Linked DNA regions of Mus musculus: regions 1 and 2 are each linked to region 3. The links are chromatin loops, found by intact Hi-C in ENCODE. Cell type or tissue: heart. All regions are shown on one strand. Region 1 overlaps Kif28 (kinesin family member 28). Region 2 has its middle 31 kb from the start of Gm31668. Region 3 has its middle 22 kb from the start of Sccpdh.

Region 1 (2,500 bases), 90 kb after region 3:
GGGGCGGGGGGGGGGGAGGCACATGCATTACAGAATGACAGGCAGCCAGAGTCCTTGGTGTTAGTAATTCATGAAGTCACTCAGGTATGTGTGTCAGAGCATGGGCTCTCAGGACGGATGTGGCTCAGTGGTAAAGACTGTTTAGTGAGTTCGAGGACCCGGGTTTGATTCTCCGCAGAGGAGGCTGGGGAGGGAGACAGGCAGACAGACAGAAACAGACACACACACACACACACACACAGATAGAGCGACAGAGAGAGACAGAGCGACAGAGAGAGACAGAGAGAGAGCCCGGTACCTGTTCATTGTAGATTTCCAGCATGCTAAACATAACCTGTAGAGAGAGTAATGAGTCAATATTGTCTTGAAGAGACATAACAGGGAAACACTAACATACTCTAGTAAATGTGTCACACTGCATTGTTCTTAATGAATTTTATAAAAAGACACAAAATCGTCTGGGGAGGCACTGCTCAAGCAGGAGGACCTGAGCTTGGATCCCAGAACCCACAAAAAAAGCCAGGGCTGCCGGCGCTCACCTGTAATTGTGGAGGCTGCCGATAGGTGGCGCGCTTGGCTTGCTGCCGGCCAGTCTAGATAAAAACCAGGGAACTCCCCTTCTCAAGGGACCAAGGTGGAGAGTGATGGAGGTCCTCCATCGGGGTCCTCCTCAGGTCTCCACAAGTGTGCACAGAGGCATGTACACCTACCTGTACAGACATGTGTGCACGTACCTTTGTATCACTTACACATGTATATACTCACATAAGAGATCCAAAACAAACAACAACAACAAAACGGACACCATACAGGGACTGTATTCCAGCACTCAGGAGGCTAAGGCAGGAAGACTAATGAGATTGGAAGGAGAGGGGAAGGAGAAGGGAATGAGAGAGGAAGAGGAAGGGGACGGGAGGGGGACGGGAGGGGGAGAGGAGGCGGGTTCTGCCACTCAGTGCTGAGGGAGGGTTTTAGGAAGGGCTTTATAGAAATGACTCATTGCACATAACTAACCCAGGTGATCCAGAAGTTTCTAGAATGGCATCTCACTACCAAACCATAGGTTGGTTCTGTATGTATGGATTCAACCAACAGTTGGTCAAAACAAGTAACAACAACAAAAAAAATACCCCTCCTCTGCACCAAGAGGTGCAGGGTCTTGTCTTCTTGTGTTTTGTCTGATCTCTGCTGCCATCTAGAGCAAGGACTGTGCCTGTGGGTGTTTGCGGACATTTTACTGTCATGTTTTGGAGCTAGTCACACTAGTGATGGCCACCGACTTTCAGTGGATTCAAAGCTTGCTCTGGAGGCACCTGAGCCAGGGACAGTAAGACCCACCCTTGGCACCTGGGTGAACTTCAGAGACTGAGCCCATGTTTATGCCCAAATCAGGGTAGGTCCAAGTCCCAGCACCGTCTATGACATAATACAATATATAAATATTTGCCTATTTTAGGACACACGCATAAACCTGAAAATACAGTCGATGGTGCCTTCCACGTGTGGAAAATGAAAAGGTGAAATTCGGTCTGGAAAGATGGCTCAGCGGTTAAGAGAACTGGCTGCTTTTCTGAAGGTCCTGAGTTCAAATCCCAGCAACCACATGGTGGCTCACAACCACCTGTAATGAGATCTGACGCCCTCTTCTGGTGTGTCTGAAGACAGCTACAATGTACTTACATATAATAGATAAATCTTTGGGCCAGATCGAGTGAGTGGGGCTGGAGAGAGAAGAAAAAGTGTCTGAAGACAGCTACAGTGTACTTACATATAATGAATAAATAAATCTTAAAAAAAAAAAAAGAAAAAGGAGAAGAACAGGTAAAATTCCCAGGAGACGGGAATCTAGAATAACTAAGGCATACCTGGGGTTCTAGATTTTCCTTTTGCTTCTCAATAGCTTGGAAGAGCTCTTCACACACTCTTGGAATAAGACCCTTGTTTGTGCCAAAGCCAATCATGGAGTAGCTTTTTCCAGAGCCCGTCTGGCCATAGGCCAGGAGAGTAGCATTGTAGCCTCGCCAGGCACTGTCTAGAATTCCCCTTCCGATATCATGGAAGACATCGCTCTAGAAACGATACCGTTAAATGTCACCAGTGGCGGTGACTCTCCTGAAAGTTTCCTCAACACACATATGCATTTGTGCATACACTGACACAACACAGCCCCCTCCACAGAACCACAGTTTGTATCCAGGGTGCCACCCAACAACAGTCCATGTGTCAAAGGTTTAGCTTCCAGGTTGGTAGCGTTGGGAGGCTGTGAAAACACCCTAGTCTTTTTCTGTCTTTCATTTTTTCTGTTATGAAATCTATAGTTTCCCCGCCCCCTTCCACACACACCGCTGTAATGTAATGCATTACTTTACCACAGGCTGAAAATGTAATGGCCTACAACACTGAAGTCTTGATTCAAATTGGGTTATCACAGGTGCTTTTTATACAAACAGAAAGCGGCCTAATGATACACTCTAAGAAACAACCCTCCCCTCAAGGCTCA
Region 2 (2,500 bases), 200 kb after region 3:
CTGACACTACTAATCTGGACTGCTGGTATCATGATGAACAGAGATTGGAGTTGCCCCAAAGAACTACTTCTAAACAGGCCCACGTCCCCTTGTCCTGTTTACCATCTTTTCTCCCCTACTTTTGGATGGTGGGCTAGAAGGGGGGGTGCCGGAGAGTTTGAGAACCCCTTATTAAAAGTGGGTTTTGAAAACTCTAAGCCTACAGTTATTAATGCACCGAGCAGGCCAGGCTTCACCATTCTTCTGTTTTGCATATGAAAAATCCACATAGCCTGGAGTAGTGGTGATGCCTTTAATCCCAGGATTCAGGAGGCAGAGGCAGGCAGATCTCTGTAAGTTCGAGGCCAGCCTGGTCCACATAGTGAGTTCTAGAACAGCCAAGATAGCATAGAGAGACCCTACTTGAAAGAAAGAAAGAAAGAAAGAAAGAAAGGAAGGAAGGAAGAAAGAAAGAAAGAAAGAAAGAAAGAAAGAAAGAAAGAAAAGAAAGATAGAAAGAAAATGCCTCAGGGTGTGTATGTGTGTGCGTGTATGCATGTATGTGTATATGTGTTTATATGTATGTGTGTATATATAAATACACACACATATATATGTATAGATATACGATATATACATATATATACATTGGATGTGTGTATGTATACATGTGTATATATGAAAATGTATACACGCTATATAGATCTGTGTGTATGTGATCATGTTAAATTCCTGCCTTCCAAGTGCTGGATTTATAGGTATGAGCCACTATGCCTGACTTTCATTCCAAATATTATTCAGAATTTACTACTATGTCAGATTTAATATGTCAGTGATAGTGGATTTGCAGTTTAGGGGAAATGAGATACGAATTAAATGAGTAGATACAGTCATTAGACTGTGGTACTGGCCTTGAAGATAGTGTGAGAAGTGTTAGTGGATGGCAGAAGGAGCTGAGTTTTGCAGGTCAGGGACTTTCCCTGAGCAGTGATTGATGGGAGCGCTGCTATTTGAAGGGTGAATGGGTTGAAACGGATAGAGAGGAACGGGGAGAAATTCACTCGGTGGACGGAACTGGAAAGAGTGACTTCCTGAAGGTGAGGAAGAGTTTGTGGGTGGGTCTGAGGAGTTGGGTGTTCAATGGGACCTTGGGCATCCATGAACGACTAAGTGGTTTTAAACTGGCTGCCCTGAGCAGGATGGATTGATGGGAGAAAGCTGTTTAGGAAGGAGGAGGAAGGGAGTTCCCATCAGTCGAGAGAGAAGTGGAAAAGGGAAAAGTGGGAGGAATGGCAGGAGGTGTTTTGGCTTAGAAATTGAGGACATGAAAACCTACCGGAAACGGAAGGCTCATAGCCTGCACTTTTCCTTTCTTCCTTTGCATCAAAATGGTCTGTGATTGTCACCTTCCCTCCAACTGCAGCCTCACAAAGTGGGACCTAACTTCAGGGCTGCTCGTCCCGGTGACCCTGCTCCCCAGGCAGACCTGCAGTTCTCAGATCTCCCGGGAGGTGGCAGCAAATGGAAACTAGCCGTTCACTTCCCCATCGCCCAGCCTAGCTTCCCGCCCAGGACTTCTTGGAAAATTCCTCCCCCCAACCCCCCATTCCAGTTTCTCTAAAAAGGTCTTTCTGAGCAGCCTCGGCCGCCTGAGGGTGTGACTTATCCGGGGAATGTTTCCCGGGACAGAGGCCTCGACTGAGTCAGTAATTTTTGTGGCGGGCCCTCCTTTATTTTTGGTTGCGGCCGCTTTACACAGGCTTCCTGCGACAGCGCTGTCCTTTCCCAGCCAAGCTGCCGACCAACAGGGACATTCTTTCTAGACTACCTCAGACCTGAGGGTCAAAGAATGAGACAGGCTGAGCCCAGGTGATTCTGGAGGTGGGGGTAGACCTGGGAACGCGGTTAAAGTCTGAGCCTGCCCAGAGAGGAAGACGGGCTCCAACAGGCTATGGGATAGGCTCACAAGTGTGTAAGCAAAAGGCTGAGATTTATCAAGTAAGGTAAGGGGCAAAGAAGGAGGGTAGGCTAGCTAGCAGGTAAAGAAGTACAGCACGCATGCCATAGCCAAAGGAGCAAACTTCAGAATCCAGGGCCTGCCCTAGCCCCAGGGCTGTTTTTTGTAATTTAGTGTGCAGAGCTGAATCTACTACATGACAACCCTTGGAGGATCTGTCTTTCTTGCCAATCTGACAGGTCTGTCCTTTTCCTCCTCCTCCTGCTTTTGTTTGTTTGTTTGTTTTGTTTTGTTTTGTTTTCAGATCTCATTTGGCCCAGGCTAACCTCAAACTCACTCTAAACGTCATCTTGCCTGCCTCCACCTCCTGAGTACTGGGATTATAGGTATGCACACCTCGCCTGGTTCACTCAGTGTTCGGAATTGAGCCTGGGGAATCTGTGCATCTATCTGCTCAGTTCAGCAAACGTGAGCCGAAGATCTGAGGTGCATAGCTGTGTGTGAGAGTCGGCGCTACATGGCTGTAACAAGGTACCTGACAGAATCCACTTTGAAAAGGAAATC
Region 3 (2,500 bases):
GTCAGATTAATAAGACAGCTCACGGCTCCATCAGTCAGTAGATGTCTCGGGTGTCAGGGGGATACCGTGAAAACATGATTTCTCTTTGCAGCTCTTGAGAGGCGGTAGAATGTTAAAAAGGTAGAACCTTGGGCTGGAGAGCTGGCTCAGCCATTTTTTTTTTTTTTTTTTTTTTTTTTTTTTGTGGCTCTTGCAGAGGACCCAGTTTGGCTCCCACAGGATAGCTCACAGCCATTTGTAATTCATTCCCAGTTACAGGAGCTCTAGAGCCCACCTGGGTACTGCATGCATGTGGTTCATATTAGTACACACAGGCAAAACACTCATATACATAAATGAGATCAACCTGCTTTAGAAAGGTAGCTGGATGGTAGGGGCACACACCTTTAATCCCGGAACTCAGGAGGCAAGGGCAGGCAGATCTCCGAGTTTCCGGACACCTGATTTACAAGAGCGAGTTCCAGGACAACTAGGGATACACAGCAAAAACCTGTCTTAAAAATAAAATAAAATAAAATGTAGAGGTTTGTGGAAGGTCTTAAACCGTGAAGGAGACCCAAGCCCCTAGTTCCTGCTATTCCTCTTGTGACTTCCCAGATGCCTTGGGGTGAACATCATGCTCCCACCATGGTACCCCCTGCTACTGCAGGTCCAGAGCAGCATGGGTATTTGGCTGAAACCCCCCAAACTGTGAACAGCTTTTAAAGTTGCTTTACCTCGGGTACTTGTCGCACTAATGGGAAGCTGACACAGACCACGTCAGCCCTTGTCACCCTGGCACATAACAGTTGCCACGGCTACTGCGCACCACGCCCAACTGTTTGCCCCCAGCGATGCCTCACTATGTCCCAACACCAGTTAGTTGATTAGTGACTCGATAAATATATGGACTTGGGACACACTATCTTGCACTAAACTGAGGTTTCTCAGTCTCATTAGAAGTTTCTGGAAGCTTATTAACAATCATGACCCTTCCTCTTGGGGTTGAGTGACTCATTTTGTTATTTTATGTTTTGAGACAGGGCTTCACTATGTAGCCGTGGCTGTCCTGGAACTTGCTCCATAGACCAGGCTGGCCTCACAGTCAGAGATCTGCCTGCCCCTGCCTCCCAAGTGCTGGGATTAAAGCCGTGTGCCACCACCTCCTGGCTGGGGCTGAGAGGTCTTTCCTGGAGTGGGCTCCAGCTCCATTTCTGGAGGCATCACCCCTGTCTCCTGTCCTCCCATCCCTGACATGGCTATGCTCTTCTCAGGCATCAGCTCTGGATGGTTGGGCTCTCCTAAGGGTTCCTCCGACTCCCTCACTGGTTCAGATGCAGGCGATGAGCCCCCCTCACCACTAGAGGGCAATCTTAAAACACTTGATGAGGCTCAGCCTCCTCCGGGGTTGTTCCCCTAAGGAGAGTTGCTGTATTAGGGGTGTTTAGGTCAGTTCCCTAGCACCAGCTTCCTCCTGCCTTGAGGACAGGCCAGGCCAGCACAGCCTGACCAGGGGGGAACCCTCTCACACCGGTGCTATTTATAACGAATCCCTCTGGGGTCAGTTTCCCTGCCATTCAGCGAGTTACATCTGCCCAGGTCTAGACCTCCATCCTGTGATGTGGCTCAGGAGCCTGTGTTCTCTCAGTCCTTGGATTGCCTTTCACATCTGCTTCCCTTGTGTTCATTAAGGTTTTCTGTATTATTTTCTTAAGCCGATCCCCCCCCCCCCCCCCTGCAACTGTAATCTCCATCACAGGAATGATTCTTCAAATTAAACTTTGTACAAATATGTGGTTTCTTTCTCCTGGTGGAAACAGGTATTTGAGCCTTGAAAAAACAAAAAAACAAAAAAACAAACAAACAAAAAAAAAAAACAGATTTGGCTAACTTGTGTAAACACACTAGAAACAGAGTTCTTTTTTTTTTTTTTTTTTTAATTCTTCTTTACATCACCTGGCTATCTGAGGATAATCTCAATGGGATAGATGAGCCCTGGGCTGGGGATGCAAACGTGTAGAGGTGGCTCTTGGCAGTCCCACTACTGTGCTAGCTGCTCTTCTCACCACACAGCTCCCTCCTGGCAGCAGGTAGCCAGGCCCCTCACACCTCCCTTCACATCTCCCTTCAGGTTCAGTGCTGGCAAAGAGACTACCCTGAGGCACTCAGAACCCTCTCACTCCTGTAAGAAAAGGTATCAGCTCAGGACCCTCAAGACCAAGTTCTAGAGGGGATTTGCTCCAGAGGGACAAAGGCACGAAATAAGAGACAAAGACAAGATAGAGGACAAGGGAAAAAGGAGGAACAAGGGAGAGGGGACGGGGATGTTTGTCCTGGGGACATTAACTGAACCTAGATAGAGACACAGACAGACTCATAGGCAAATGGCAGTTTATAAAGGTAAAGAGAGAAACCCCGTGTTAGGGTGAGGTGACTCATCGCTGGACTTCAATATTTTGATAGCTGGCCCTTGGTAGCCTCAGGAGGAGGAGATGGCCAAATAAGGGACAAGACTTTGGTG

What was found. A loop is a pair of places that touch in the nucleus more often than their neighbours do. Peaks named below come from ENCODE experiments on the same cell type or tissue, not always from the same donor. Only the 100,000 strongest peaks of a DNase experiment are listed, where the experiment ranks them.
Region 1: it touches region 3 in a loop (8-fold over the local background); 30 of 42 quality-filtered maps call a loop at or near these places.
Region 2: it touches region 3 in a loop (2.9-fold over the local background); 13 of 42 quality-filtered maps call a loop at or near these places.

Annotation. Positions count from the first base shown.
Region 1 is chr1:179,734,065-179,736,564 of GRCm38, forward strand. It overlaps Kif28 (kinesin family member 28), which reads right to left. Exons shown (of 23, transcript NM_001370897.1): 3 at 1,866-2,069; 4 at 299-334. Among named protein-coding and RNA genes, the nearest start is that of Kif28, 9.9 kb to the right of the region's middle. In heart, a CTCF peak has its summit at 1,222; a DNase peak (open chromatin) is centred at 627; H3K4me3 peaks cover 535 bases.
Region 2 is chr1:179,846,403-179,848,902 of GRCm38, forward strand. No RefSeq gene overlaps it. Among named protein-coding and RNA genes, the nearest start is that of Gm31668, 31 kb to the right of the region's middle. In heart, a CTCF peak has its summit at 1,469 (motif pointing right); a DNase peak (open chromatin) is centred at 1,549; H3K4me3 peaks cover 963 bases; H3K27ac peaks cover 755 bases.
Region 3 is chr1:179,644,507-179,647,006 of GRCm38, forward strand. No RefSeq gene overlaps it. Among named protein-coding and RNA genes, the nearest start is that of Sccpdh, 22 kb to the right of the region's middle. In heart, no CTCF peak of the experiment used is centred here; a DNase peak (open chromatin) is centred at 1,365.